3 separate regions of the Mus musculus genome follow, and regions 1 and 2 are each linked to region 3. A link is a loop called in an ENCODE intact Hi-C map of the cell type or tissue named here. Cell type or tissue: left cerebral cortex. All regions are shown on one strand. Each heading gives the region's core, and the rest is flanking DNA. Links, peaks and the distances in the headings are about the cores only.

Region 1 (11,221 bases), core at 985-8,984, 460 kb after region 3:
GTCAGAACTTGCCTATTGCTCAGAAGAAAACATTGAAAAGAGCCAACTAAATGCTTCATGCAGACCTGTGAAATAAATAAATATATGAGTCAAACCTGCTTTGCTTGAAAAGTCTATATTAAGCATCATCAGTTCTCAGTCATGCTAGCTAACTGTTTATAGCATGAGTCATACTGGGCATAATTACTCCTGGAAGCTGTAACTCAGTATCTGTCTTTACTCCTTAAATGTAAATGAAGTCTAGGAGAGAAGAGATGGAGGCCATGCCTAAGATGGTCTTTATTACACTCATGTATCTTTAATGGGGGTTTCAATATTAACATTTGATGAATTAGCAAATATAAGAAAGCAAGGAGAAAAGACAGGGTTAAATAGAGGGATGAAGGTTCCAAAGGAGAAGCACGGAGATGTCTATGTTTATATGCTGGGGCATGGACTCTAGCTTTTCAATGTGACTAGGTTACCAGGATGTCAGCTACATACCAATAGGTTACTGAGAGCAATTAGGCAATTAGTACTCTTAGACCTGCTAAGCCTCTATCAGTTACCGAGCTGTGTCAAATAAGATCTCCATGAGTTTTCCTTTTTATTGGACTTTCAGCAAAGGATATGAAATAGTAACTTTTTTTTTATTATTTACAAGCAAGGACAGTAGCTGGTGAATATATGGCGAATATTTTTGGCAATAGCTTCCATGTTTGACAACTGCATAAAAACTGAATAATTATCTAAAGGCAAGGCAAGTTATAGCCATTTTTGAAACCTAGATTTTAGGTACTATTTTGGCCTAGGTTTCATATAAAGGGGAACATTCATCCTCTTTTTGAAAATCATATCCAATTCTATCTCTACATCCTTTCCACCTCTACACAAAGAGATCATTCCTATTTATTCTGTAAACAAAGAAAAAATGGCTTCCATGAAGAATTACTTAGTCACAGAGGCTTGCTGTGCCTTCTCCAAATTCTTAAATGATTTAAGCAAGGAAAAGAAACAGGGGAAACTGTGGTCTGGATGTATTGTATGAAAGAGGGACCTATTTTCAATTTTAAAAAAGAAGAAAGCAAACAATAAAACATACTGCTTTTGACATTTCTTGCGTTTAAAATAATAGTCAATGTAATATGCAACCAAATACTTGAAGTCTGAGGAGGAACCTAACCAACATAAAGGATTTCATCTGGAGTTCAAGGTGATATTTATGCCCTTCCAAAAGAACATCCATGTTACTGCTTTATTGATTGGTACTTGGAAACAATAGAGAAATCCAAACCTTATAATTTAATCTTTTTGCTTTGGGAGATACCAGCAAAGATTTGGGCAATAATAATAGGATGCCTTTCCCTCTGAACTCTTAAGTTATGTATGCTCTGTGGATTTCCTGAAGTAACACTAAGGCTACTGAGAACTATATTGCTTTCAGAAGGATGCCAATATTTCTTGGTAATTCTTCATTAACAAAAACCAAGCTGGAAGATAGTGTATTGCTCATTTAAACAGTTTCTGAAAATCTATATAGCTGGTGCAGTTATCCTTGCTGGGGAAGAGAACGTTTCTTGAAATTTTTTTCTGATACTCTCCAGTAAGTAAAGTAATAAAGAGAGCCATCTACGCACTTATATATATATCCGTCACATTAATCCTGGAGTTAATATTACTGTAATCATTCTTTATATAGGTAAATGCAGTCCTGAGGTCTTTGGGGAGTCTTTTTGAAATGTTCTCTTGGAAGGCGAAAGTACCAATTGTAGAACCTGCGTTCACTATAAAGTGTTTCATGTAAGTGTAAAATATGTTTCATCTCCAAAGAAACCTGAGAGTCTATTAAATATAAGAGCCTTCACCATCACAGCAATCACGTTTAAGGAGATTAGAAGGAAACAAAAGACTTCCAAGCACAAAGATGAACTGCTCAACTGCTCTTTCCTCTTTGCTTTTAATCCCTTTGTGTTTTATTATTGAACAGGCCCCTTGGCTCTAAACTAGTCATCCTTATCATCGGAGCTCCCATCACCTGCCACATGCCTGCTTCTTGCAAACCACATCCCCAGAGCACAGCCTGCCTTCTTAGGCAGGCAAGAGCCCTAAGAGTAGAGTTCCTATTTAAACAGGATGCTTGCATTTTGAAGACAGCCCACAGGATTCGCAACTTCCACAGAAGCTCAAAACTCCCTATAGTAAAGTCAACCTTTTAAACTATAGTCCTTGATTTTCTTTTGATTTTTAGGACTTAGAAACATAGTACCTCTGTTTTTCCCCAGGGAGAAGAGAGCTGCAGGCCTGTATATATGGGAAGATGGCAGAATTTTTAAGATGTGCAAGGATATTTCTTAAACTAGATTTCTGTGTGTCTCATCCAGGATTTATGATGAAAAGGTAAAATAGAATTCAGGTGTTTTATGGAATTTTTAATTAAAAATTGGTGTCCCCTGTCATTTTCCAACACAATAAATCTGATTTTCTAAAACAAGCAGATTCTAAAATTTTGAGTAATTCTTGTATGTATGTGTCTCTGTTTCTGTGTGTGTATATGTGTATTTGTGTGTTTATGTGTTTGTATGTATGTATATGTGTGTATTTATGTATGAGTGTTTTGTGTGTGTTTCTCTGTGTATGTGTTTACGTGTTTATGTGTGTTTGTATGTGTATATGTGTGTGTGTTTGTGTCTCTCTGTGTGTGTGTTTGTGTGTGTGTGTGTGGAGTTGTGTTGTGTGTATAAGTTATATCTCACCAAGACTGTTCCTATCTTTGGAAACCAAGAGTCATGGGTAACCTTGCCATTTCTTGTACTTTTGGCTGATTGGTTGGGTTTTTTGTTTGTTTGTTTGTTTGTTTTTTGGTGTTATAAGTATTGGAACCTGTGCAAACATATGACTATGGTTTAGATGATATAAAAACCTGTTAGCAATAATCCCCAAGCCTCTAATTTTTGCCAACTTTTCAAAACCTTTCGATAACACCTAAATTTAAGCTTTGAATTTCTTTGTGATAAAAATATCTCTTGGTTTCTCTGGTCTGGGATACTGATATAGCACTATTCCTCTTGCTAAAGTGTTTATTATTATTACTATAGAAAGTATCATTTACCTTTCTCATTACTATCACAAAAGAACTGACAAGCACGTTAAGGGAGGGAAGGTTCATGGGCTTCATCTGACTCACAGTTTGAGGTTCTACAACTCATCATGACAGGGAAGGCATAGTTCCAGGATTAGGAAACATACATTGAATCTGAAGTCAGAAATTAGAGAATGAACACGAAGCAGGGCCATAATTTAAACTGGCAAGGCCCAAGCCCAGTGATCATTGTCTAATGAGACTCCACCTCCAAAGGGTTCCACAGTCTTCCCAAACAAACATCTTTTACAGAGTTTGAAATATTCGAATACATGATCCATGGGAGACACTTCATGTAGAAAACACATTACTGAGAAAGCTGTTTGTTTTGTAGAAACATTAGCTTTTAGTATGTGTCTTACTTCTTTGCTTTTGATTGCTGTGAACAAATACTAACTAAAATCAGCTGGAGATGAATTTATTTGGCTTTCAGAAAAACAGCCCATCATTGAGGGGCATCTTATCAAGAACTCAATGCAGGAATGGCAGCAGGAACAATAAAGAAATGCTCTTTACTGCCTTTCTTCCCCATTGATTGCTCATGTACCTTTTTTTATGTAACCAAGGGCCGCTTTTCCAGGATGAGTATCAGTCACACCAATCACTAATCAAAAAAATTCCCAATAGACCAGTTTAATAGAGACCATTTCTACACGACTACATGAGTCATTCTACCTGACTCTAGTTTGTGTTCAGTCAACAAAAAATTATCAACAAATGTTAAATAAGGATTCCCTTCTCTGCTAAACTTGGAACAGGCTCCATGTTATATTTATCCCAAGAGACACAGTGAATGCTATTGATTATTTTATCTAATAATGTACTAGTTGCTAAAGAGTTCTTCATCTAGAGATAAAATAAACCTACTTAGTTTAAAAGGCACCACATTCATAGTAGCTTAATCTGATTTATTTTTTCATTTCAATCACCTTTTGGTGTCATTTTTCAGTATTATCCTATTCTAAGCTCCATACTGTGGTGCCTGACGCGCTGTACCATTTCCTGAAATAGAAAATGTCTGAAGAAAAGTATGCTTCACTTCATGTAATAAAATTAACCACATAGGTTTGTCCAGGATCTGCATACTAAAAAAAGTAATTCATTCCCATTGTGAGAGCTAGTATGCAACATCCAAAAGAATTTAAATTCCTGCCAAAGGAGTTTAAAGCTTTAAATAAGTATACAAAATACGTAGAATCTATTCACAATTTTTTCTTATGTGTCCCTTAAGATAAGCTTAGTGTCACTCTGTCTATGGCATGAGCATCTAGCTGTCAATAAAAATCTTTTTTTGGATATAAATTAGAAAATGTATTCATCATAAAATGTTATATCCCATGTATCACCCAGCTTTTCTTATGTGCAAGATGACTGACTTATAGAGTGGAAATCTTTGTCTTGGCTCTCAACTTTGACACTAAAGTCTGTGGTAGACTGCCTTTGTTTGGCTTGGGCTTTGTAGCCAGGCATTAGAACATGCCATAATAGTGTGGAGATATAAATATATTCATTTCATAGCCAGGAAGAGAAAACAAGGAGAAAAATAAAGAGGGAAAAAGAGAGACAGAGGATATGATGGGGTTCTCAAAAGCTCATTTAAGGATATTTCCTCAATAAACTGAACACATCCTAGTAGGTCCAAACCTATCTTTTAAAGAGTCTGGCCTCCAAAGGATGTTAGAGTAAGGATTAAGTCTTTCATATGTGGGACCTTGAGGGACAATAGCTTTCAAAATAAAACATCCTGAGTATACATAAAAAGAAAAAAAATGAAATGTGTTTTTTCAGAGCCCAAAGCTAGGAAATCCAAAGATCAATGTCTGATGGGATTCAACCTTTTGTGAGGACGTTCTCACTGACTTCTGGACTGTCTCATTGCACATGTTTTCTTCCCTGAGGATACATGTGTATAGTAGTGGTTGGCTATTGTCCTGTTCTTATAATGCTACAAGCCACAATATATCAGGGTAACATTAATGAACTTGATTCACATATAAAATTTCAATCTTCAGTCACAGTGAAGATTTTAAAGAGCTGTGAGATATGCATGAGGCAGGGTATAATTAGTCCACAGCAAACTGAGATTCATCAGATCTTACCAGGAAAGTCGTCCTGTTTATAGCCAATTCCTGTCCATATCCATTAGCTTCCATATCATACCTACTGCTACATGTCTTTAACTTTGTCACATTATAATTAACAAAATGAATCATTGTGTCGACTTTTCCCAAGGTTCAACTTCTCAGGATTTTAAGACTTTAATGTTCTGAGTATTAAGACCCAGAGCTCAGTCAGTTTGAGAAATGCCAGGCCTAGTAACAAGATAATGAACAAGAAAACAGAAAATATATTAAACTTAGTGTTGGACATTTTTACTGCATAATCACATTAATACAACTACATTAGCATAGAGAAGTTGGATTTAAATTTGGGATTGTAGAAAAAAAAATTTTGTTCTGAAAGAGTAGTAAACTCAGTGCTCCAAGGTATGCTAATCATAAAACAGATAGTGACATTCCTCCACCCACCCACTTCCTGAGTTCAAGGAGTATTCATTCAAAGAAAGTCACCCTGACCATAACCGGAAGCTGCAATGCAAATGTGCTATTGTTAGGGGCTCTTAGAAACTGTCTTGAGAGTTAACAATTACCAGGTATTCCTTGTGACACCCGTGACTTTGTACTTCCTTGTGACTCTTATCTGGTATTTTTGGTATTTTCCAACAACGCCCTTCCCACCTCCTTGAGTTGTGTTTTTTTTTTTTTTTTCCTTTAAATACCCCCTTACTCAGCTACTTGGGGCGCCACAGTCCTCTACCCCTGCATGGTGTATAACCGTGGGCCCGAGAGCGCTCTTGAATAAAAATCCTCTTGCAATTTGCAGCAAGACCGTTTCTCGTGGGTGATTTTGGGGTGTCACCCCTCCTGAGTCAGAACATGGGGGAGGCCTCACGTTGTGGGTCTTTCAGTTCCAGTATTATTTTGCTTCTAAAACTGTCTAAGGGGAACTAATTATTTACTTTGTGATGTTGGTTCTCTTAAGAACTTCTTTCTAGTTCCCAAACACTTTCTACAAATAGTCTGTTCTTGGCATCAGGCACTTAGAAACAGTAGGACAAAAACTTCCCAAAAGAATAAACTTTACCCATCATTTGTTCTTACACCTGCTAGTAAGCCCCCTACTGTCTTCCTTTGGCTACTTCTGGGTTTTTTTGGATCTAGAAAATCAATACAATAATAAACGCTATGATTATGACTAAGAATTTAGAAAGTGAATATAAAACTGTCCCCAAAGAAATTTCATCTGGCTAGTAAAAATGCTTATCAGTGAACAATTTATATTCACATATTTTAAGAAGTTCTTTTTAGTGCATTTATATGTGTGTATGTGATTCATGTATGTGCACTTATGTGTGTGGGTGTGCACATTCATATTTCATGAACATATTATCTCTTCTAGACTGGGTGTCATAGGGATTGAACTCAAATATTCAGGCACGGCAGCAAACGCCTTTACCTACTGATCCATCTTGCCAATCCTACATTCTGAGTTTTTGAAATTACTAAAATAGTGGTCCTCAGGTGAAAGCAATATGTCAGTCCAATATCGGGGACACACAGCACTGTTAAAAATTCAGTTTTCCTACCAGATGCTTTGTGAAGCACTGTTAAGTGTTTTTCAAAGTTGTTCTTGCCAACATTGCATTCTGTCTTATTCATTATAAAATATTAAAAATCAAATGTATTTTCCTAGCCAGGTATGTTGGCATATACCTGTAGTTACAGCATTAGAAGTTAGGGTCAGGATCAGGAGCTACACTCACCTTGTTTTAATAGAGAAATTCTTATTCTCTGCTTCACTACTCTAGGTTTTTATCAGTAATCCAGGTAATGTGATTTTTCTAGTAGAGAGTGATGTTACCCAGCTTTGCCCATCTGTGTGGTTACCACCATGGCGATGTGAATAATAAATGTCTCCCAGGGTCTTGAGCACTTGAACGTTTGATCCCCAGTTGGTTATACTCTGGGGATGTGTAAGAGGTATGTCCATGCTGGAGGGAGTTACTGGGGACTGGCTTTGAAGTATAACTCACAGCTTATACCCAGTCTACTCTTTCTGCTCTGGGCTTGAGGTTCAAGATGTGAACATGCAGCTTCCTGTTGCAGCTACCATGCCTACTGATTGTGTCTATGCCTTCCAACCATGACAAATGCTTATCCCTCTGGAGCTGTAGCTCCAAACAAGTTCTCTCTCTTATCGGTTGTCTCGGTCAGGGTGGGTCACCACAGCAACAGAAAAATCACTAATAATGCAACCCGAGTCAGCAGACTGTTCTCTCAGCAATCAATTGTAGGTACCACCTGCCACCTTGATCCCTTCTTTTCTTATCCATTCTTCCTTCAGACAGTATCTGGAGCCATCTTTCTACAGTACAGAAGGATTTGGTTTGAAAGCTTGCATATCTTGTTAATGATGGTAAGATAAAACCTAACTGCTCTGTTGAAACTTCCTCTCATTATAACAAAAGGAAGCTCTCTAGGATCCAGACCCCTGTTTCTTACCAGTAAGCTGTGATTGTTTTACCTCCAACACTACAGAATATCCCTAATTCATGGGTAAAGTTTCTACTTTGTTATTTTTGAGAATCTGCATATGTGATGCTCTCATTTACCAAACTCTCCCTACCTCTTTCATTTTTCTTCCTTACTCTGACTTAAAACTCAACTTTCTAGACTCTCCTCTCTATAAACAGGGTAAAGAGCTCTTGTATGGTCCCAGGATTATCAATGTTGACTATTGTATAGAAAATTCTGCCAGCATGACTACTTTCTGTTGTTATTTTGTAGACAAAATGATTACAAAAGTCCTGTGGCTTATTTATATGATGATCTTTCTTCCTTGTGACATGTTTCAAATTTTAATAGAGGGTTGGATCAATGGAGTAGTGATAATATTATTTACAGTGCAAACAGAAAGACTTGAGTGGCACCCATGTAAAACACTGTGTTTAGTAGTAGTGGTACTTACTTGTAATCCCCAATTGAGGGAAGTGACAGCCTAGTTCCAAGCTCCGTGAGACTCTGACTTGGGAGTAATAAGGCAGAGACTGATAGAACACGATTCCAGGCCTCCTCCCTTGGTCTTCAAATATGCACAAGGGCTTGTATACAGACACCCTCATGTATGCATACAGCATTCATAATACATATACTGCATACACACAAATGTAAATACATTTAAAAATTTAATTTACTAGATATTATACATAAATAATTTAATAAAAATATATTCATATGATGAACTATATTATTAATTAAGAAAGTAAATGAGTAAAATATATAGGAAAGATTTGCTTCTTCAATAGCAAATTCCATATTTGGTATCTTACCCAGTGTGATGCTTAACACTAACAAAACTCGTGTGTCTAATATGTACAATAAATCAAGACTACTACCTTCTATACCTAAGTATCAACTCAGGTGAGTGGCAGTGTTTATTTAATTTCTGTTTTTTAAAAAAATATTTCTTCTGTTTTAGTTATGTATAGCTACGTGTGCCCGAAGAGCCTAAAATAAGGTGTTGAATTTCATACAGATGAGTGACAGACAGTTATGAGCCACCTGATGTGGCAGCTGGGAACTGAACTCAGTTCCTCTGTGAGAGCAAGACTTGCTCTTAATGGCTGAGACGGTTCCCGAACCCTAAATTCCATTTTATATTGTTTAAAAAAAAACTGCAAGGTTTGTTGTTCTGTTTTGTTTTTAACAATTCATTTTCTTTTGAATATTATGTCTGGGTATGGGTATGTGCATGTGAATGTAGATGCCAGCAGAGGCCAGAAGCAGACACCGAGTTCCTGAAGCTTGAGTTATAAGCAATTGTAAGTTTCCTGACTTGAAAGCTGGGAGTGAATGTTGAGACAGCTGCAGAACAGCATGCACAAATAATCTCAGTCATATCTTTAGCCCATTAAATAAATACATATAACTCATTATTTCCTAATGATCAAGAGCTCTTTGTAATATTTTCAGATACCCTAACTGGCCTACATCCTCAAGAGTCTGATAACTGCGAGGGTTGCCCTGATGTGAGAGCAAGGGCCGGAATCCCAGTGACACTACCACCATCTAAGCCTACACTCTGAATTGAAGATATTAGATTCATACTTTAATCTATTTATACCATAACTATTGCTTTAGATATTGTGGTTTGCTTCTTGTAAAGCTTTCTGGTTTTCCAAGAGTTCACATATAAGAAAACCTTTATTCAAGAACACATCCTAATTAGGACATTTTAAAATGGTAGGAACAAGCCAAATCCTGCTTTGGAGCACCTCCCGAAACATTTTACATTAATTAGAGGACCTGGGTGGTGTTCTAGCAGGTATATTAATCTGACTCTTCCTTGGAGTGAATCCAGTAATTAAGATTAAGGCTATTGTCAAAATGGGGAAGGAACTACTCTCCATGCTGAGTTACATCTCTGTTTGCGATTAAGCTTTTTCCCAACAGGTTTTTTTTTTTTCCCCCAGAAAACAAGCCTGTGATCAGACATGTATATTCGTCTGCTCTCTGCTGAGTTGAAGCCTCTTTGGGGACAGCTGTTACAGAATGTTATCTGCTGTTCAGAGTTAGAAAGAGAAAACAAAATGACAATCCTATTAACAAGGAAGGGAAACGCAGGCTTCTTCTATGGGGATGTTCATATTAAGCAATTAAGCGAGGGACGATTTGAAATCATTCACAAAGGCAACCCCAGTGTATTTTCCTCACGGTGACAGTCTTTATGTGTCTGCTAATGAATGGAGTTGTTCCCTACCTTTTTTGTCTTTCTTAATAAGAAAACAATTTCAGGAAATTTGATGTCAGATGAAATTTTAGAATTTCCCCCTCAGTCCCAAACACTTGTTGGGACTGGAACAGTTCTCTGGATGCCAGCCTTGGCATTGACCTCATAGCTAGATGGATGCTGGGCAAGATTTGACCATCCAGAGCAGAAAGCTTTTGAGTTTCAGTGACAGCCTTGTAAATAAATGAGTCTATAATCTCTCTGGGTTCTTATTTATATCCTCTTTTTTTTTTGGAAAGAAATTATGCAAATAATAATTATACCTATTCGATAGGACCATTGGGAGGCTGAGTTAATGAGTACAAAAAGCAAGGTGTGATTCCTGGGATTGGGAGTTACTGAGCTCAGTGAATACACTGTGTAAGTATTCAAGACCCTGACATTATCATTACTATTGTATAGTAAGAATCTTAGTTTGAGTGTTTGAGAAATCTGGTGCATTGCATTCACCAAATTAGTATGAGTATATTGTTGCTAAGAAGTTCAACGCCATCATCTGGAGATGAATACCTTAACGTGTTACTTCTTTCACACATCAATAAATCCCGAGTTGGCTGAGTGACGTAGAAGAAAGGAAGTCCTGAAGCGCCACCTGGTGGTAAGTCCTGGGCTTTTGCTTCAAACACGCACCAATGATATCCCAAATCCCACAAGGCTCGTTCAAAATGAAGTCTTGGACCATTAAGTTAATTAAGTACTTTTGGGCACTATAGTGCATATGACCCAATATACAAATTTTCATGATCCAAATTGAAACTAAATTTAGAATAACATCCCTCGTTTCACTGTGAATTGACTCACAGCCAAACTCTTATTAGAAGGATTTCAGATTGTGGGATTTCTGAGCTAGGCAATCCAAAATTAACTTATAAATTGAATGTTCATATCATCTCAAACACTTACCCACTGTTCATTAAAATTTAAATAATTTTTTTTACTTTAACTCCAATATTCTTTTTCTGCCAAACTCTGAATTTTCCCTTCCAACAGCATCTGCCCTAAGCCCAAAGCACAGCAGGGCTTCAGAACATGTCTGACAAGGCTACTTTTCTTTTACTCCTAGCATTCAGGGTATGCATGCAGTATAGATCTTTTATGAGTCCTGCCAATTAACTGTGTCACAGTGAAAATATCTATCCAGTGATCAGTAATAATCCAGCTACTATTTGGCTGGAGGTTTCACTGAGCAGAGGGCAAATTTGGTTCCTTGAACACCATGGTTATGTTTGCAGCTTGTAGTGAAACAGACCATAT
Region 2 (11,221 bases), core at 1,758-9,757, 1.2 Mb before region 3:
GAAACTACAAGGAACTTAGCTCCCAAATACCTCTGTATGAGGAGAACTTAGACAGGGCTTCTTCAATGGGAGCATAAGGTAAAGGTCCTTTGGGGTAAGTGGCACTAATGATTTACTTCAAATCAAAGGACATTGCAATGAAAGGGAGGCAATCTCAAGTATGTTCTCAGGATGCTGGGTAAATCTGTATATCAAACTCTACTCCGTATGTATTCTTTACACTGTGTTCTTTGCCATTCCCCCAGGAATTTTTAATGACCTTGATATGCACATAGACAAAAGAAAAAGGTGGTTTAAATGAGAAAAGTGTTCTAGCCCAAACCAAAAAGTACTGTAGTGTCCCTGCTAAAAACAAAATTTTATATATATGTGTGTATATATATATATGCTTTCCTTACCATATATATATGGTAAACTCAGACTATGGTTCAGATGCTGACACCATCACAGACTATTTTTTTCAATTTTTTACAATGTTTTTGTTCATTTCTGCCAGCATTCCCTCAGTTGTACAAGAGACACAAGTATAACGACTTAGAAGGACAGAATGCTTAGAAACAAATCTTTCCCTGCCTGAGGAGCCAAGGAATTGGGGGAGCCCAATTAAGTAGCATGTAAGAATGAATTAAATCGACAATGACAGACTGTGAGAGAATGCTGACTGCTCCCCTCCCCACAGCTTTCCTTACCAGCTATGTAGGGAGAGCACATCTTCCAGGCTCCTTTAAACATGGGACTTACACCCTCTTGGATCTGAGTTTTACCCATTGTCCCTAAGCAAAAGTGACTGGCACCACCTGCCAGCCAGGGCAATTAACACCCAGGCTCTTTCTTCTAAAAATTCCAAGGGTATCAGCAGAATTTCACCACAGAACACATGAAGACTGCTCTCTGACTCACACCTTTCAGAATTGCTGCCCAAAATCACCCATATTGGGACATGACATGGATTAAGAATGTATTTTAGGCAGGAAGCAATATGCTTCTCTGACTTGTGTATTAGAGATGTTAAACTAGGCAATCCACTAGAGTCAACTTCTTTGATTTTTTTTTACCTCATGTTTTACACCTATGTAAAACCTTAAAATGGAGATTGTTCTAGCTTTAAAGCCAAGGAAACTCGGGCTCACAGAAGGATGAAATTATCCTTGCCACTCCCTAGAGTTCACGGACTAGAAGCAGATTTGGAACCACGAGAACCTGCTGTATGATCAAGGGTCTTCCTTCCCTGCACACAGACTTGCAGTGTGGACAGTGTTCTAGCTTTCTCCCTTGGTCACTTCCGATCCATAGTATGTTTCTTCTTTAAAACTACATATTTTCCCTTGTATGCCTGCATCCAGAATAGGAGAAGTTCTCCCAAGCACTGCTTCTTAGGGCTCATCCCAGGCACTCTCCTCATGACAAGTAAACTGGCTCTGAGGAGACAGTTTCCCAGTTCTTTTGCAACTGGCTACTCTGTCACTGGTAATGAATGAGAGACACAAACAAAAAAGGGAAAGGTAGCAGGGACTCCCAAGCTGGCAGTGGTCCCTTAATAGGAGTGATGGCCCAGTGATAGCAACAATTCCCCGGGATACATAAAACAGCACCACTGACTATCTTTCATTGCTGCTTTCGTGAACTATGGATTTCACCATACCACATCAGCAAACATCCTCAAATCTTAATGACCTAGCGATCCAATTTTCTTCTCATATAAAATAATAAAAGAAACTTAAGACAAACACAGATGAGGAAAGAGAAAGCAAAGCCCTAACTACTGGAGTCTTTGCAAAACTTCAAATGCTGTTTTATACAAAACAATACAAAACAATAAAAACAAAGACCTGTCCACATCAAAGAATAGAGGCCTACCCCTGACTACCACATGACATCGATTTGTTTGGTGAAAATCCTATAAAAGCAAGTTCACAACCAAGTTTAATTTCACCTGATAAAAAGAGAGGTGACAGCTAAGGCATATTGCCTCTAACTTTGAATATAACAAAGAAAAGACATTGAAGCCAATATCAGATAAACTTGGGGATGTCAGAAAGTTGAATAAGTCAGGATTATAGAGGATAGTTTCAGTTGACAGGCTTAATTAATTAGGTTATTTTGATTGTGTTTTTTTTTAAAGACTTAAATTGAAGATAAAAGTTGTCTTTGGGAACTTTTGAAAGAATTTGCAGCCAAAAGACTCAGGGCTTAAAGGAGAAAAGAGCAAGACATGCTTCTGAACAAGGAGACACAGATAAAATAGATGGTTAAAAGGATGCAACCTCATTTGACAGATTTATTCTTTAATCACCCTTAATCAGGTACTTATGGAATGACTACAGAAGGAGGTTCTTAACTACTCCCTAACTGACTTGAAAGTCCTCAAACCTGAGAAATTACAAGTGAGTTGACAGGCAACAAATGAGAGATCTGCCTTTGTTTCAATTTCCAGAGGCAACTTTAACAACAGGTGACTTCTCTGAGTTGTAACCTCTATTTCAAAAGAGCTCTCCCAGCTTGCAAGCAACCAGAGTGTTCCACGCTGAACAGTAAGGAGGCTTATCATGATCTCTTATACCAAGACAGGCAGTTAAAGTCGGGGAAAACCACTGTTTTTGTTTTTATTTTAAGTGACAGGAGGGGGTGAGTAGAGTTTAATAAAGCAGCAATACTCATGATCTTAGTGAACTAGGTTTTTGAAACTCAGCTATGTTTCCTACTGCCTACAAACTAGTGGAAATTCCCAACCAGCTCTGAATGAACTCTAGATGAAGGCGCCAGGAGCAGATATAGAGAGAAATCTGAGTTGGCTCTTGATCACCCAAGGCATGTCTGTAGTCTGATGTGATGCTCTTTTTCAAACCCCTGAACAGAGACAGATAAAGCCTGCTCCCCAGGAAAGCTTGAAACATTGCTTAGGAATCCCCCGACCCCACCCCCACCCCCATTTACAGCTGCTTGTGCTCCTACTGTGCTAAGGAGCAAGAACCAAAGAGCTCCGTATGCCAAAGCATCTAAGCGCTCAAAGCGCGTTTCAAATTATTCTATGTAGGTGTCCAAACGAATCAGTCCTGTTGTGTTTGTTCCTTGAAACATCCAGCGCCCGTCACCGTAAATTACTGGAAATGCCCACGCAATTAAAAAGTACCTGTATTCTGAAAAACAAGTCCCGCCCCCGTATTGGTTCCTGTAGGAAACTAGAAAAAGTTCAGCGAGGGGACTCACAGGACCTGCCTTACAAACAATCCTGTAAGGTGCCACCAAGATCTGGCCTGCCATCCTCCAGGCACTCCACACTGCCAGGATTATCAGTTACACTGATTAACCAGGTCACAACCTCCGCAAACCTTTGCCAAGGGAACTTAGTGCCTGAGGCTCACAAACCAGCCACCTTATCTTCCCAATGCTCTCCGCAGCATCCTTGCAACAGCAGGAGCACTGTGCTACAGAATGTGTTCATGCATCAGGTTCTGCTTGGTTAAGGAGACTGAGGAGCCTACCTGTGTCCACCTAGCCCACGCCTTTCAGTTTTAGTAAATATATAGACACTAGAGAAAGGTAAAGAGCAGAAATGAAGGAAGAATTTTGAGAGCAAAAGGGTTAAGGGTTGGCATTTAAGGGATGCCTGAAGCCCATCTCTCTTGCTGCTTGTACAGCAGCGGCTAAGATGCAGTTAGTTACCTTTGCCTTCCCCAAAGAAACTGAACACCCTCCCCTCCCCATAAGCTATTGGAAATACATGCTGCACCTACAAGCTGTCAAGTGCCCTCCACAACACAAGAGACCTGGTCAGTGTTGTTCAGTGCGAAACAATCACTGTGCTTTGCAAAGAACCATGCACTGTGTGGGCACTCCAAAAAGGAGCGTTTCAAAAGGGATCACTCTATCATGAGTCCCAGTCTCCGGAGCCCTGATGTCCAAGTCCCTTCAAATTTCAGCCCAACTTCATCTGCTCATACTAAGGGTTGCACCCAAAGGGTATGGATACCCAGGTACCCACAGCATTAAAAAAAAAAAAGAAAGAAAAAAAAAGAAAAAAAAAGAAGAAGAAAGAAAGAAAAGAAAAGAAAAAGAAAAGGCAAGAAGGCGCCCACGGAGCAAAGGCGCACAGAGAGGGCAATCGCGTGACCCAGCTGAAGACGCTGATTTTAAAGGTTCTGGATGCATGTTCTGCTATAGGCTCTTCGGTTGGCGGTCGTAAGGCAACGCAACAAACTTCTTTTCGCAGTAATAAAGGAGAAAACTGGTCGCCGTGAGGTAACAGTGTCATCCAGGGGATGGGGGACTGCTACATGCCAGGTAGAGTTTTCTCACCTCCTCGCAGCCTCCCGGACAGCCCTGCAGGAGCGACAACCCTGGGTACTAATCTGTCCATCCCTAGCCCTTAAGGACCATGCTCTTATATCCCAAGCCACAGACCAGGGTGCCTGGGACAGTGCGCTCCAGAGTCGGGCTGGACTTACCCAAGCACAGCGCCTAGGAGAACTGGGCTTGCTCCACCGCCAACGTCCGAAGGTCCCGGCGGAGTGGCAAAAGCTCCCTACTTGCGACCAATCCTGGTTATGAACCTTGTGCTCTGTGGCTGCCGCGCGTTCCTCTCCCTCCCTGTGCTGGTGGCAGCTCTCAAAACCCGGCGCACCTGAGTTCAGGCTGCAGCGGTTCCTTTGCAGCCACTAGCGGAAGACTCATAGGGAGGGGGCGAGACAAGGGGAGGGCGGGGGCGGGGGCGGGGGGGAGCGCTCAGTGGAGCTGGGCATGCTCAGTGAGCCACCAGAGGCAGTGGACCCTTAGGCGTAGCACCTGCACCGCCCTGCCCTGGGGAGGCGACCCCGAGTACCCACGCGGGACACTGGTAAAGGGGGCATTGTTGGACATGACTAGCTCTGTCTGGTTCCTGGAGAGGGACATAAAGGGTGTGTTTGTGCTAGGGTACAAAGAGAGGATGGCATCTTCCTTTGCCACCGGAGTATTGGGGAACTAGGAGGTGCGACCGGCCTTTGGCTTCCTGCACAGTCGGAATCCGGAGGATCTTTAAGGTGGTGTGGCCGGGAATACCACCTCTGGGCTGAGAATCGCTTCGCATGGGTTTGGGATGAGCGGTAGTAGTGGACTAGACAGAGATGGCTTTAGGGTCGGTTTTATTTGCTTATTCTTAGGTCAAGGACATCGGCCAGACAGTGATAAGGACAGGAGCTGGTGTCTTAACCGGAGCAACAGACATTCAAGCTGAATGAGGCTGAATGAGCACAGAAGGGGGAAGGGGGAAGAGGAAACACTTGCGATAAAATAGGTACAAGGATCAATATGTGGTGTATGGGGGCATACTAAAAGCGTCGTTATTCAAAAGCAGGTGTAGCAGTTAATGACAGTCCTGTGGTCATTACACAGGGCTCTACGTTTCCTTGCAGAAATGGCTCCCTTCATCCCAACTCTAAATTTTGAAGTAGACATCGAGACTGGGAAGGAAGTCTGAGCCCCCTTGATCCCTGTGCAAAGGCAGAGGGGAGGCAACTCAGTGGAGCACATCTGGAAACCATTTACAGTAATCCCAAGAGAGACTGAGTTTTCTCTCCCTGGGTGGAAACAAAGCCCCCCGGGAATTTTACAAAACCCCAGCCTTCCAGTGCATGTCTCAGCAGATCAGAGCTACATAAACAACTTCTGACCATTTACACAATCATACAAACCTACCCTGACATCTCCATTATGTGGGAAAGATGTTAACTGGAAAACTATTTTTAAACTACTGTAGTAAGCAAACACTCCACTCCTCTAAACACATGCGGCAACCTCCTTAATTGATATAAGTGATTTTGTTGTATCTTTAGTCTCACTTTTGGGTTATTATTGGTTTTGATTTTTAACATAATTCATTCTTGAAAAATGAGCAAATGTTAATGAGGGAATAGCTATTACAGGTGTTTCACGGTTTCTGAAGTTAATGCTGGAAGAAAGAGCCCCTGACCTCATTTTCAAAGTACTTAAATCTAGAGACAGACTTAAGCCCCTCCCCTTCTCTCATGGGAAGGAAATTTCACAGAAAAGAAAACTTGGTAGTGTATTTTCCCTGGTGAATTATTAAAAATGAATGGTTTCTAGTAAGTTTGATGCACCTGCCTGATCCATGATTCTGATAACTTTTACTGCATTGCTTTACTTTATACTATATATATGTATATATTAATAAAGTATATTATATATACATACATATTTCTCTTTTTGTAATTTTTAGATTAACTTTTATAACTAGCATACAAAACAAGTGGATTAATTATTGCTTTTACATATATGTATTGAGTATTTTGTCCTGTATATGTCCTCTCACTACATTCCAGAATCCCTCTGTTTCCTTCTTACACCCAAACATCCATAGTCTATATTCTATTTTTAACTAAGTCACAGGTACACACAAGTGCATGTGCGTGCACGCACGCACGCGCGCACACACACACACAGATTCATAGATAGATAGATAGATAGATAGATAGAGAGATAGATATAACTTTTATATAGGATAGTCAGCAAACGCTGATAACAAAAACTGCCTAGCTTAGGAGAAAAACCTTCTTTTGTGTACTCATACACTCAGCATATGCTGAGAAAACATGGTATCATGACATTTTAAGCTCAATATATAATTAAGGCCAGTACAAAAAGGAGAGGAGAAAGACTGCCAAGCTGCTCCTTCAGCAGGAGTAAAATTGAAATAATTTTCTAAGTGTTGTGACCAGTATGAGAAAACTCCCGTGACTGTGTCCCTGAATTTCAGCTCTAAATGTTTCATTCGTTCGTTCTCTTACCTTTAATTCTTTCTCATGACTGTGACTGTGTGGGAGGCTTTGTACTCTAGCAAATGAAAGGAAGCTCAAATATGACCATGACTTAGTATCTGCTCAAGAGATGACCATCTAGTAAGGAAACCAGTGTGTATCTAGAGAGACAGATCTGGGTCGGGCTGCTGGGATGTCAGCTAACTGATAAGCTGGGGGCTGGGGATCTTTCTTTCCAGTGGCCTGCATCTAGTTTAAAATAAAAGCAATAATCCAGTCCCGATTTTCCATCCTGCAGGGAAGAAGCAAAGCTACCTCTGCCAAGAAAGCCAGCTTCTCACTGAAGCTCTCCTGATTGGGGAGTGTTCCTAAGAGAATCAGCCTCTGCCAGGAGATGGAAGTGGCTTATTTTGAAGACAACATCCTCACACGTGTGTGTCCCTGTATATCTGGGACCCCCAGCTAAGTGTCAGTTCCTTGCTCAGAGAACCTGTGATTGGGATTCTCTGGGGGGAAATGTTCAAAATGAATCAATTATCACCACCAGCAGAGAGTTCAATACCACTGTACAGGGACCCAGCTTTGTATTAGTGCATGAATGAATTACTGGTACTCATGTCATTTGCAAATAACCATCATTATAGCGCAGTGGAAAATTCCCCCTACCCATTTAGTCTAAGTAGCACCTTAGCAGAGCATTGCAATAACCCTCATGGACCCTCCAAAATATTTGCACATATATGTTCAGATTAAGCTCCAGATAGTTTAATATGAGAGTATCTATTTGGACACAAGGTCACCCCTTACACTCATTAAACCAATCTGAATGAGGTCTGATAACTCTTAAGGGAAATCAGCACTTGAAATGCTTTCGACTTTTTGGAGACACGGATGGAATATATCAGCAGGCTTCGCTCAGCATGAGACAGCTCTGAAAACTCCAGAAAGGACATATCGCTGTCCCACCCCACCCTCAGAGTCGTTCTTCACACATCTAAGGCTTGTGGTGGGTGTGAATTTAATGTAAGGGGTGGGGGGAGTGGAGAACTTTACAGAAAAAGTGTGTTTCTTCTGACCAAATCTGATCTGAGTCAATTTTTCTGCTGATTCCTCCTACCCAGTGGGAATTTTTAAAAAATACATAACGAGCACATTTTGTGTTCTAAAGGACATGAATAAAATGATCCAGAGCTGTGGAGATAACTCAGTGTGTAATTGTGCTTGTTTTCCATGAGAGCAAGGAGTGCTTAGTTCAAATTCTCCAAACCTAGAGAAAAGAAATGCTAGGCTTAGTCATGTATCTGTAACTCTACCTTTTTGCCGGCATTGGGGTGGATATAGGGACTTGATGGCCAGCCATCCTGAGCAGCTTTAGGTTAAGTGAGATACTTATCATGTCCCAAAGTGTAAGACAGCAGGTAGTGGGGAAAGAACCCCTGAAGTCTCCCTTTGGCATATACACTCATAGACATGCACCTGTCCCTGGACACACAGGCAACACACACACACACACACACATTGGAAAATAGGTTGAAGGAGCTGGATAGCAACTCATATGAAAAAAAAAAAACCCTAGGTTTTATACTTAATTTGCTTTTTGAAAACATTTCTAAAAGCCTTAACCTTCATGTATGAAGCAACACTTGAACCCCTCCCTGGTTTTGAAGAATAACCTTAGGTTTAGAAGAGGTGAATAAAATAGTGTTTTCCTAAAGGAGTTATGTCCGGATGGCTTTATGTTTCATTGTTAAAATCCAGCGAGGAGAACTTGGAAGTGGACACTAGGAACAGCCTTCTCAGCATACTCCTATTTCATTGACATAAGTGACTTTTGAGCTTCAACCTAAGGACGTGGGAATAATAACGGCTTCATAGTGGGATAATGGTAATTAGCACACAAAAGTTGAGTTAATTACCATGAAGGTTATGACACAGACTGACAGACTGAGTCAAAGTAAACTACAAGCCTTCCACCTCAGTCAAGACTCTAAAAAGGGACCGTACAACTCCCACTGCAGTTAGACATAAAGCACAATTGAGATCAGTCACCTTTTCTCCCTCCATCCTTATTTCTAGACTTTTAATTTCTTCGTATGAAATTCAAGAACAATAGCTCTAGCCGTGTATATTTTGATAAAGTATGTATAGTTGATTTTCATTGTTCTTGGTGATGACATTCCATAAAGTTGCTGCCCATAATGAAATGTTCCCAGTAAAAATAGAGAGGTAAGTTCCAGAGTCCCTCTGTAAAATGATCTTCATTAACTCATCAGCACATAATCTCATTTTCTGAAAGCTTCTGGTAGATACTCTGTTCAGGATGTGTTATTGTTTCCCGAACACTCAGCTTCCCTCGCAGCACTGTAGCCTTTGCCTCACAGAGCTTGTTATCCAAAGCTTGTATTTTCTGTGCAAAGCATTGCAGCCTTTTTAGGAACACCAGGAAACACAGTATGTATGGGGGTCATTTTGAACAGCAAAATTGCCAAAGAACATTCTAAAATAGCTAGCAGTGCTACCAAAAAAAAAAAAAAAAAAAAAAATTGAGAGTTCTGGGTACTGTGGACTGAAACGAGAAGGCAGGACATCACCTTGCTTGACCTAGGCCAGGAGATGGTGTTTTGGGAGGCTCAAGCTTTGTTCTCTGTATATCATAAGCACCCCATGTGCCTGTAGGTATCACCCTCAGTGGTTTAAGTATTAACCTCTAGGTTACACAAAACTCTGTACAAGCAAGCAAATTTTGCAGTTATGGAATCTAGAGATAATGAGGATTAAATGGATCAGATTTCTTTGCTTTTAAGGGAGAGACTCATCAGCTCACTTGATTTGTGTTTGAACTTACATGTAAATTGAATTGATAATCATTTGAAAATATATTATTGTGAGACTATAAACCTTCATACATTTTGTAATATGTCTTCATCTTCCACCAGCTTTCTCAATTAAATTAGGTAATGCAATTCCTAATTGAGAGACATTTCTTTTTGTCACATACCACGATTTCTCTGTGTTTATTCCACAATGAGTATTTTGTGATATTGTCATTGAACATTATTATCCATTCTGTTGGACACAAAGTAGAGATTTTTAAGAACTAATAGAAAGTTAAAAAGAATTTAAAAAGCTTAGTGAAGTGAAAAGGGTGTCTTTGTGAGAGTTAAAACAAGCCTTCCGCCAAAGAGAATTATTTCAGCTGAGAATATGTTTTCATTTTATTAATAAAACTCTGAAAGTAATTGGTTTATATCTTTGTCCTTTGAGAATATTGTCTAAAATTCAGACTCTGGGGTCTCAGCCCATACTAAAAGACTCATGAGATGGGCCCTCAGTGTTCTATGGCTTGTGATAGTCATGTCCTTATTTAATTCTCTTGTTCTTAAAGGTTGGCTAGACTTATTGATTTACTATTATTGATTTTCTGAAAATGATGGATGCCACTTCCTATATTAGGTTACACAGAGACTGTGGTTTTCATTTGGTAGTCTTGGTCTCTTCTTCTTTCTACCAGGTACTGTCCGGTAAAAACACCCAGGAAGCTCATCTCAAGTCCACATGGCATGCACACACATATAAATAAGGCCCCTCATGATCATATGAATGAGCTAGGAAGATCTTCTGAGGCTGCCTGACCAAGCACTCCATAAGAGACTATTTCTCCAGTCCCAGTAGAGTCTTGAGATGAGTGAAGCACTGGCCAGTAAGGGTTTTAACTTCATGAAAGGCTTAGTTGGAAAGACCCTTGGAACTATTGAGAAACGAGTGTAGTTCCTTGATTCACACCAACATTATGGAGTTAACATTTGTTGTTTTAAGCCCTAAAGTCTGGGGAGACTTGTTACACAGCAATGGATAATAGATATATATCACAGCATATACTTATCTGAGAAACATTGGCTGGAGCATAGATTTGAAAGTTTACAAACATCAATTTTGACAGAGATGTTTCACAGACTTCTCTTCTTTAAGTCTTGTTACCGACAGATGAAAAAAATCTTGAAACAACCAGAAAATACATATCAAATCACATGTTTTCTAGTTTTATCATAAACAAATGACACTTTCATTACAAAGTAAATTTTTATATATTTAGACATATTTTCACTGTAGGCCTCCTGGATTGATCCCACTTTTTATGTCTGATGTATCCAAATTTTCCCATCACTGAAGAGCCAAATTTTCTGTCATAACTTTTACAATTTATTTCCTGGATTTGTATAATATACTGCAAATTACTCAATCATTCCCTACTGTTTGAACATTTAAACTCTTTGCATTCTGTCTTGATAAACAAGTCTTTGATGAATATATAAAATTAAATTTTACACATGCCCTAAATTATTTCATTGGAATAAATTACTATAAAACAGTTAGTCAGTCAACATGATATTGTGATTTTATTCCTTTTTTAAAGATGTAGGTTTACCTCCGCTACACTGTTCTAGACTTAGGCTCGCTATTTTGATTAC
Region 3 (11,221 bases), core at 1,684-9,683:
CAAATCTCAAAGTCCCTATTGGAAATTTATAAAACAAGGAGATTTTTATTCACATCTTGTTCTACAGAAACAAGGAGAAGAAGGGAAAAAAAACATAGTGGTAGTGTTGGGAAGATACAAACAAAAATAGAAAAATGTTTCTGACCCCAGAGATAATATGCGTAGGCATAATGTAAAACACACAACCCGAAACAGATTTTTATTGTTTCCAAACAATGAAAAATACATACTTCTAGGGGGAATTGGAGAAAATTTGTCACGACTTTATTTATTTTTGTCTTTCTTATATATCTCTATTATATTTAAGATAATATATTATTTGAAAACTTGCTGGGTTGGGAGATAGCAGGCGATAATATTGAGAGAGGGAGATTTGACTCCAAGTTTCTACCATGGAGCCATATAACTTAAAGGCTCTGTTATAGCTCACACCACTGACTGAACTCATGAGTTACAGAATATCCATTCCTCAGGAAAACAAGATGGCAAACTTGGTAGTTTTATATTGAAGACATAACATTATATTAATGTTCTAAATACATAAGTATCCTATAAGAAATACCTAAGGTCTTGGTTCTTTGCAAAGAGATGGATTCATGCACAAAAGTGACATTCTTTAAATTAATTGCTATGAAATTCTTAAACGCATTTTAAAATATCAACAAATGTATTTTTCTTGGAACATTTCATGTCAAAATTTGGGAGAGAAAGCTTCCATATGTCTCCAACTCTAGTGTATGCATTGCACTTGCCATTATTATGGTCCTTAGGTATCATAGGTATTAACTTGGTTCATGTGGGATACCTGCAGGGTATGTAGGCATATGTAAACCCACATGTACTTTAGGGATAGTCTGGTAACCCTAGGGTTCATTGTTGTGTAGTCTATGAGTTTTTACCTCACACTAAAAAAAAAAAAAATACTGTTCTTTTTATATGTCTCTCATGAACACATTTTGAAACAAACCAAAAAAGAAGGGGGGGGGAGGAAATAAATGATCAAAATACATAATTGAAAAACATACACCTAAATAATAGTAGCTACAGTTTATTTAAAGTTATGAGAAACTACTCTGATGCAGTTTTAATATCTCTAACCATAATCTTTCTGAACATATTTTAAAGCAGATATTCAACAGGCAAAGAAAGTGTCAAGTGGTAAAGACAACCAAAATTGTAGAGAACAATAAAACCATTTCAAAGATGATTACTGAAATAGAAAATATAGCATCATAACAAACCACTTGAGATAGTGAAAGGTAACAAAGCATAGCACAAAGATGAGAACAAATTTGAAATGTTTTATAGATATAAAAGATGAAAAAATAAGAACCAACATGGTCACAAGTGGTGATCCAAAAGGAAGAAAAAAGTAGGAGAAAAAAATTGTTTAACAACTGGTAGCTTCGTAGTCGGGAGTATCAGGTAGACAAACTAAAGACAGGAACTTAGAAAACCTGCTAGAATGTAAGAATCTTATTCATGTATCCATCAAAATCTCACCAATATAGTTCAGAAAGATGGCTGGTTCCAAAAGAACCAGAGTCAGTTTCTTTCTGTGATATTGGGGCACACACACCCTCTTTTAGTACAAACATACACAAAATATACTATAACAAAAATGGAAAGGGTTTAAATTTTCTTTAGTTTTGTTTGAAATGCTCAATAAAAATTATGAAAACATTGCAGTCTAAACACTACCTATTAGAATAATAAAATTTCTGATATTGATTTCTCATTTTGCACAGGAAACAATACCTAAATAACTTGCAGATTGGAGTAGGTCAATACATTGATCTAAATTTTATAAAATTAACATTTAATAACTTATATTAGAAAATACCTTTATGATTTTAATATTAACTATATTAAAAATGAGTAGGGATTTTATTTGACCACTATATAATTAATCAAATCTCAGTATTTTTTCGGATTATCTGCATTGCACCCTTGAATTTATAATAGCATCATTATAATACTTTTGACTAAAAAACGAAAAGATAAAAAAAAAAATGTAAAGTATTGTCAAGAAAACATTTCATTTTTTAAACATTTCTTAGAGTGGCCAACGATGGGAATATTTTAGGAAAAAATTATGAATGTTAAATATCATGTAAACATTCATCTGAGAAGTACAAGTCATATTACACATTAACTAAAACTTCTGGGTAACAACTCTATATGCGATGTTAGTAGTATTGCTTAAAAATATGTATACATTTATGAAATTATGACTGATTCCAAATGATAACTTGTCTTCACTGTATAAAATAAATAATGTTCAGGCACACAACAAAGAATGAACCTGTGACTGTCTAAGAGTCTAAAGGTTCATTTCTGAATGTAGGACTCAACCACACAAGGAATAATGGTGAATCAGGATGTAAATGCTTGTTGTTGAAATGTTAATTCTTTCAAATTTGAAATGAATCCAAAATAAAAGTATGGTATTTGCCACAATGTCAATAATAAATATATCTGAAATTGAATATATAGTTATAATATATTTTTCATAATTTATCATAACTATATATGTATATATACAATAATATGTATGTTATAATAATCATTTTGGAGATATATATTATTTACTTATACATATATGTTTGTGTGTGGTGATTTCTATTATTATAATTGTTAGAAGAGGCTTAATATGCAATAGTGTTATTATTATGAGTCTCAACCTGATAAGCTTATGTGTTCTTTAAATTTTATCTCTTTTACAATCAGTTCACGTTTTGATTGTCCTATCTTATTCCTGTTGATCATTGTATTAGGTTTGAGAATCAGCCTAAGTAGAAACATTAAAGTTTTTTACACCCTATTTGAGCAAAGAAATGGTCAGGACTTGACATCAACCTTCTACATGATCTCAGAGGCTTAAGTATAGAAATAGGAATTTTTAGGTAGCTAGTTAGATTAGAAGGTCTAAGAACATTAAGGACAGACTACTCTCATAATCTACAGCTTATAAAAACAGGACTAGAGCTTCAAGGTTCGGAAGAGGCACATGATCTGGGTCATCTGGCCCTGAAAGGATACCTGACATCTAAACTGCCAAGAATGTCTTTAATAGATCACTGTTCAGCCTGGTTCAGAGGCTCTTAAGCTTAGAAGGCTATTGTATAGCAAGTGGCTTTACAGAGTAGTTTTCGCTCCCACCAGCATCAATCCAAATAGGTCTGTCAATCACCTAGACAAAAATAAGCATCTAACAAAAGTTGTCAGTTCCAGAAACTTTAGATATAAAATAAAATCGATCTAAAATACAAATTGTGTACATTTGTCTGACCACTGCTTCCTTCTCACACTATGAGATATTTCTGTTTTCCATATATCCATTTAGCCACTGGCCATAATGATCCAATTGAGAGTAATACTGCTATACTTGCTAAGAAATGCCATGTTTTCTCTACACTTCACTTTGCATGTCTTTTTAATTCCTTCCCTAGAGATCACATAGAGCAGGCATCAGAGAGGAGTAGCAAGCAAGATTCTGTTGACAATGATGTGTAATTTGAAAACTTGTTAATATTTAAAAATGTATTAAAATGTGTATTTTGAGAATCGGTTAATATATTCGATGCATATTAAAATGAGTAGAAATCATTATTTTTCATAGTTTTTGATCATTATTACAGAGTTATTTTTCTGAAACCAGTACTTCACCTACAAACAAATACATACCACATTTTTTGCAACTTAATATCTCATTTTACTTCCTTTTGGTTTTCAAAATGTAGGGTGAGATAATTCTTCCATGTGGATATCTGTCAATCACTGGTGATACCATCACACTAAGTCCCCCTTATTCTTAGAAAGAATGATATATTATAGAAAATATTCTTTATAAAATACCTTTATCCTCATGTCATTTTATTATTAGAATTTTAAGCATTAAGAAATATCACCTCAGGATTGTTATTTGTAGGGAATTGGCTCTCTCTTCAAGGGTTTCATATATAATTTGGTTATGATACAAAGTACGAAAGCTTGTGCTACCACATTCTACTTTACATGCTGACAGTACACATACATAGCTAAGTAATTAAGTGAATATTTTCTAATCCCTTCCTCCTGTAAGGAGAATAAAAAGGTGTCAATCAGCTTTTATACTATTTTCACTCACTAAAAGAATAGAAGCCTACAGTTGCTATACTTCAGCACATGGTTTTCGCAGCATCATTAGTTTCTGTGGGATGGGAAGGGGAAGCTCAGACTAAGGAGTGATCATCTGCTATGTGACCAAGTGAATTTGGTGTCATTAAAGAAAGTTATGCACATACCTTGAAAATAAAATTATGACTTCTCACTAGAAATGCTCAATTGAAGTAAGAAACAAATTTGATTTTAAGTGATGAGCCTCTTACTAAGAGTTGATAACTTATGCATTTATATAGCCTCATAGAAAGGCCTTATATAAAAGTTTCTTGATTGAAAAACCTTATACTGCATAGCCATGATTAAGCTAAGGAAAAAAAAATCTGTGAAGCATCAAACATGAAATGTCTCTGTAGTTTTGTTTGCTGTACAAATTGTGCCAGCATTTTTGTGGGCATATGTTTGTTTTGCGAAAATGTATGTATACATTTTTCACGTGTGTGGGGGTGTAGCAAAACAGTGTTCAAATATCTTATTTTATTGTAGTTTGTGGTGCACATAAATTGGTGACATATTACAACAATAATGTCTTTAAAAGATAATGAACAAATCCATCAGATAAATAAGAACTGCTCAGAACAAGACTTTCAACAGCCAACATATGGCTCCTTGGTTTATAGATATCTTTGAGAAACACTGTCACTGTAGAACAACAATATGTATCCCTTATTTTCAAGATGATTTTTTTTACAATGCCACTGCTCTCTCTGTTTTTTTTTTTAATTCTCATTATATCTTTGCCATAATATTTGTCATTCTGTGACTGCCTCTCAGAGGACATAGTCAGGATGCTGACTACCTAAACTGTAGTCGTTTTCATTGGGAGAAACAAGAATTATGAACTACAACGTCCCCCCAAACCTCCAATGTTATAGCATCATGTTAACATTGGAGCCATATAGAGTGACTAATCTCAGAACTCTGCAAAGTTTTGCTCCCAAGCCATCAAGTTCTGAAACTTTCATAAAGTATTAAAAGATCCTTATCATAACAGGCTTAGCTGCTGTGAATGGAGAGAAAAGGCGATTCTGCAAGCTATTATCTGTAAGCTGGGTGCAACCAAAATGTCAGATGAAATTTGGTGCACCCATTTGACCTCTACTCTAGTGTTTCTCTCATTATGAAAGCCCTTCCCAAGAAAGTTTTATAACCGTTCCTTTAAATTATCTGTAGATACTGCAAACCCCACCCCTCAGCCTTTGGAGGAAAAAAAAATTGCAGTGCACATCTTCTGATCTGCCGTTACTGGAAGGGTGTGTAGCTATCGGAAAGTACTAGAATTAGCACTGTCATCCAGTCTTGCCCGTTAGTTTTACTGCAGCAAAGACTAGTGAAACACTAAAAAAATATACCTGTCATCTTACTTTGCCTGGTTTGATCCTGCCTCCCCCGATAGAGACTCAAGTCATTTTTCTCTCACGGGGAATAAACATATTTTAAGCATCAGCTTCATAAAAACACAGCATCAATGAAACAGTCACTCCCCCCCACCACCACCAAACACACAAACCCAGCGTTTACCTGTTTTACTAATACAAAGAGATTGAAAGCAAGAAAAGCTGCAGCTTGCCCAGCAAAATTCTCATTGCAGCAGACAGCGCAATTCTGTACTTACGGATCTTACCAGGGAAATGTCTCGGGATCTTTACAATTTTTCTGCAGAACTCTGTCTGGAGTCCTCAGTCAGGCATGCTGTGCATCCAGGCAGAACCAAGCCGTATGGAATGTCTATGCAGCTGGGAGATAATGGGACTCTTTTTCCCAGCTGGGACTGCAAGCCTTTTATCCACTGAGTATTGCGTGGCTCCTCTCTGGTCTTAAGCATGAAATACGCTCCTCTCCTGCTGCATTCCTGACGGAACCTAGACAATTAGTTCTTGAGGCACATGTGCAAAGCTCCCGTTTGGAATATTCAAAGGGAAAATTCTCTGCACACTGAAAGGCAGTTCTGTCTTCCTCACCCTTCACAGACTCAGGCAGCTGGGAGCAGCTGCCATTCCAGTGGCATAAAAGATTAAATTCACCCCCCTCATTCTTTGACTAGATATAGTCACTCCTGTTGGGTCATCAGAAAATCGCTCTTATTGAAAACTGGGTCAGACTAACTACTTATTAGGTATCCAACAGGAAAGGAAGTAGTTTTTTATTTTTTTTCTTCCTCTGCATTGTCATTTACAAGCAAGGATTAAGCCGGTCAAGGGTCTGTACAGATTTAGACTGTGTTCAAATGTAAGCTTTCTGAAGCATGCCAGCAGCTCCTGGTGCTAGTTAAAGTGATGAGAAGGGGGACATAAAATCAAAGGGCTATCACTATACCCTTCCAAATGAAAAACTAATGTGCATTAGGCTTCTTAAAGATGGCAAATGACATAAAGTAGACTCAAATAGTCCAGAGAAACAGTGTTGTTCTCAGAAACAGTTTGTTTACAGTTTCCTGGATCAAGAAGGAGTTTGCAGGTGTTTGTGTTATAGCTCTGCCTTTTTATTTTTTTTCTTCCTTGTTTTTAAAAAAATACTTTTTGTGTTTCACATGGAGCTCTCTGACTAAACTTTTTCATATGTCTGTGTCAAGGCATGTTTTTTGAAGAGACTAACAGCTTGAAAAATAACACACACACATAGAGCGCATGCATATACATAGAGATCCTAATGTGTCCAAACATGCCTAAAACATGAGAACATTTTCAGGTCCTGACACAAAGACATATTCTTTTTTTTTACTTTTTTTATTAGGTATTTTCTTCATTTACATTTCCAATGTTATCCCAAAAGTCCCCCATACCCTCCCTGCCACTCCGCTACCCACCCACTCCCACTTCTTGGCCCTGGCGTTTCCCTATACTGAGGCATATATAGTTTGCAAGACCGATGGGCCTCTCTTTCCAGTGATGGCCGACTAGGCCATCTTCTGATACATATGCAGCTAGAGTCACGAGCTCTGGGGGTACTGGTTAGTTCATATTGTTGTTCCACCTATAGGGTTGCAGATTCCTTTAGCTCCTTGGGTACTTTCTCTGGCTCTTCCATTGAGGGCCCTGTGATCCATCCTATAGATGACTGTGAGCATCCACTTCTGTGTTTGCTAGGCCCCACTGAAAGTTTAAATAAAAGGATATGGATACTAGGAAAACTACAACCACAAATCCAATGAACTTCTGTCGAAAGGTAACTTTGTTTTATTCTGTAATCCGTTTTTACAGTCCAGTCTTCACCTCCATTCTGGTATGCCACACCCTCCCCCCCAAAAACCTCTCTCCATCCTGTACCTTCACCCCTGTCTCCAAGAGAATGTCCCCACCCCCTTCCCCTAACTCACCAGATCTGCCCACTCCCTGAGGCCTCAAGTCTCTCGAGGGGTAGGTACATATTTTCTCACTGAGGCCAGACTGGGCAGTCCTCTGCCATATGTGCTGGGGGCCACATATCAGCTGGTATATGCAGCCTGGTTGGTGGCTCAGTGTCTGGAGATCTCAGGGGTCCGGGTCAGTTGAGTCTGCTGGACTTCCTATGGGTCACCCTCCTCCTCAGCTTCTTACAGCTTTTCCCTAATTCAACCACAGGGGTCCCAACTTCTGTCAATTGGTTAGATGTTAGTATCTGCATCTAACTCTTAGTTACTTGTTGGGCCTTTTGGAGGGAAGCCATGGTAGTCTCCCATCTGCAAGCATACCACAGCATCAATCAGGCCCTGGGACCTCCGCTTGAGGTGGATCTCAATTTGTGCCTGTAACTGAACCTCTTTTCTCTTTTGCTCTTCTCCATTTTTGTCCCTGCAGTTCCTTTAGACTAGAACAATTCTGGGTCAGAGCTTTTGACTATGGGTCCAACACCATCCCTCCAATTTTAACCTGACTTGGATTTGTCTGTTAAGCAAGGTCTGTACAACTGGATGTTCTGACACCCATGGACTGCATTTCTCTTTGACTTAGTCTATCCAGCAACTCATCTGTCCATATAGGTAAACTCTATCACCAAGAGGTTCATAGCGAAGATGATTCTTTTTGGTTGTTGTTGGTTTTATTTTATTTTTTAGTTAACACGGGGTTTCATGATGACAGTCTAGCCTCTAACTCTAGTCTCTCAAGTGTTGGGAGTCTGTGTGCTCACCACCATTTTATACTACTATGATTGATCTTTCTTAATACATAATTTTTTTTCTCCAACTGATGGTAGGACCAATTTGAGGAAAGGTTTATTGCAATATATTATCTTAAAATAAAGTCTAAATATTACCTTAAACTTTAACTTTGTAGGCATGAAAACAAAATTTTAACTTATCTTTGTTATGGATATATGAGAAAAAAGTCATTTTATAGCACATAATTTTTTTTTCAAGAGGTGGAATTCACTTGGTATAAGTAATAGCCCCTTTCTCCAGCCTCTGACAACTCCCTCAAGCTCCGAGACAGTGGACTATCTTTTTTATTTCTTTTAATGTTCTTAAGGAAGAAATGTAAAGGTATTTCATCAATTTCCTATTGCTGTAAATTATCACAAATTTTCTGAAGATATTAAAAAATTTCCCAAATAAGTGAAGAAATATATCACCTCCCAAAAGACTTTAAATTTTACATACTCTAGAAAGTCCACCAGGTTTTTTTCTGGGGGGGGGGAGCAATTAGTAAGTGGTAAAATAAGGGTATATCAAGAAATAAACAAATGAAGAAACAAAAAACTAAATTGAAATTACAAATACCAGAAGGTAAGAGTTTACTGTTTGATTTTTAGCCAGTTTAAGTAATCATAGGAGCATTGCAATGGCCGGAAAAGCATTAGACCCACTGCAATTTCCACAAAATGGTCCTCACATATATGGTCAATTGTATTTAGATAAAAAGTAAATTCAAACCAAAAGCATTATAATTCAAGACGTGGTATTTGAACTAATGCATAAACATTTTTAAGAAGTAAATGCTTACTTCATTCCATACATTCCAGAAATACATTGAAATTAGGAACAAATATTTTACTAGTAGAGGAAAAAATAAATGTCTTTATAACTGATCTAAGTAAAACACACACACAGAAATTTTTACTTCATCAATATTAAAAATGACTGTGGTAGTTTGAATATTAATGGCACTCATATGTTCTCCTGGTTGAACACTTTGTCCTCAATTGGTAAAACTGTTTGCCACATTGGAATGGATGGGGTTCATGGTGGAGGTGTGACACTGAGAGTGGGCTTTCAGGTTGCAGAAGTGCCATGCCCACTTTTATGTCTATTTCCTGCTTGCAGTTCAACACTTAAGTTCTCAGTGTTCCTGACATCATGCCTTTACTGTGCCATCAAAGATTCTAAACTTCAAAAACTGTAAGTCAAGCTAAATGCATTATTATAAATTCCCTTTGGTCATGGTATTTTATTACAGCAATAGAAAATAACCAAGACAGCAACTAATTTTTATGTATACAATGACATAACTCTTACAACTCAATAATAATAAGATGAACAAGTACTTTAAAATGAACAAAACTATGAATAGAAATTTCACAAAAGTATATGAGAGAGGCATTTAAACATGCAAAAAGGTATTCGGTAAAATTATTCAGTTTGGAGCTGGAAAGTTGGCTTAGCAGTTAAGAGAAATGACTGTTCTTACAAAGGATCCAGATTCAATTCCCAGCATATGGTGACTGGCAATCATCTGTTACTCTAGGTACAGGGATACACCTTCTTCTGTGAAGAGAAGCCATGTACCTGGCACATACACATAAGAGAAGAACAACAAAAATAAATGGACATTTTTAAAAGTTATTTGAAAGTCATCAAATGCAAACAATTGAGGCAAGAGGGAAAGCCTTGGAAAGGATCCTCTAGCTCAGGGAAGTAGCTGAATCTCTTCTCACAAAGGCTGCAAGAATTCTACCAAATTTAGTAATTGCTTAAGTCCTTTTCCCTTTCCCATCCATACACCTGTAGTTTTCCAGGATTCTCAGTCATGAAAGATATGAATTCAACTCCTTGTGCAATCTCAGTGACCTGCAGTTTCCTTTTATCAGGCTGTAATTCCACCCAACTCCTTGTCTACAGCAACCTCAGTTACTTTGCTTATAAAATGATGAAAGTATGTTTGTGTGTGATTGTGTGTGTATATATGCATGCGTGTATGTGTGTCAGTATGGGGGAGTTCTCAGCCACCTTCTGAGATATAACAGAGGGCTACAACATATATGGTGGCATTAGCATATATGTGGCTAATGCTAAGAACAATAAGAGCGTATTTATCTTTGGGAATCTCATTCTCCCCCATGATCACATCTTATTTTCACCTTATATTTGCCTACTGTCAGGTGGAAAAGAAACCCATATTATTACCTGCTTCTGAGGATTCCTCTTTTTCTTAACACTTGTGCTTAATCCCATATTAAAATTTCTCCTATAAAAAATTCCAATTTTATTCCTCCAATTATTTCTAAATGCTTTCCAGATTCAGCCAAGATTCTTAAAATTCTAGAGGAACCACTTAGGCTGCAGAGGGTGATCACATGGAGCCGCAACTCTCTTTTCTCAATAATGAAGCTCTAACCATGAGGTACCACTACATACCCTTTATTAATAAAGGCAGGAGCTCTGAAGTTTAAGAATGTATGTTCTATTTCCAGATGACATGAGTTCAATTTCCAGCACTCATGTTAAGGGGCTTACACACATCTCTAAATTCGGATGTATCTGATGCCTTCTTCTGGCTTCCAAAGGCACCATCATACACATGGTGTACATATAAAGAGAGAAACATAAATAAAAATAAATACATTAATGGCTAACATTAGGAATACTGAATTTACAAAGACTTTATACATCAGAGGCATCTGGGACTCATTTACCATATTGTTATGAGAGTGATGAGTTGTAACACGATCCACACTTAATTTGACATTTTTAGATATAGTATTTTAGGACCAGTAAGACAGCACAGCAAGCTAATATACCTGACCCCCAAACTTGATAATTCAAGCTTCAAGACTCATATGGCAGAAGGAAATAACCAATGTCTACAAATTTTCCTCTGTGATGGCTAATTTTTATCAACTTAACACAAACTGGGGTCATCTCAGA

What was found. A loop is a pair of places that touch in the nucleus more often than their neighbours do. Peaks named below come from ENCODE experiments on the same cell type or tissue, not always from the same donor. Only the 100,000 strongest peaks of a DNase experiment are listed, where the experiment ranks them.
Region 1: it touches region 3 in a loop (2.6-fold over the local background); 2 of 42 quality-filtered maps call a loop at or near these places.
Region 2: it touches region 3 in a loop (3-fold over the local background); 3 of 42 quality-filtered maps call a loop at or near these places.

The regions. Positions count from the first base shown.
Region 1 is chr6:104,027,995-104,039,215 of GRCm38, reverse strand. No RefSeq gene overlaps it. Among named protein-coding and RNA genes, the nearest start is that of Gm52914, 280 kb to the right of the region's middle. In left cerebral cortex, for the core only: no CTCF peak of the experiment used is centred there; DNase peaks (open chromatin) are centred at 2,057, 4,184 and 4,467.
Region 2 is chr6:105,671,115-105,682,335 of GRCm38, reverse strand. Cntn4 (contactin 4) reads right to left here and starts at 4,591. Exons shown (of 26, transcript NM_001109749.1): 1 at 4,446-4,591. It overlaps Gm15631 (predicted gene 15631), which reads left to right and starts at 4,755. Exons shown (of 3, transcript NR_132434.1): 1 at 4,755-4,834; 2 at 5,139-5,272; 3 at 7,051-9,998. In left cerebral cortex, for the core only: a CTCF peak has its summit at 4,801; DNase peaks (open chromatin) are centred at 4,651, 5,267, 7,016, 7,771 and 5 more places; H3K4me3 peaks cover 4,929 bases; H3K27ac peaks cover 3,669 bases.
Region 3 is chr6:104,487,837-104,499,057 of GRCm38, reverse strand. Cntn6 (contactin 6) reads right to left here and starts at 6,014. Exons shown (of 23, transcript NM_017383.3): 1 at 5,786-6,014. In left cerebral cortex, for the core only: no CTCF peak of the experiment used is centred there; DNase peaks (open chromatin) are centred at 5,424 and 5,885; H3K4me3 peaks cover 2,835 bases; H3K27ac peaks cover 1,592 bases.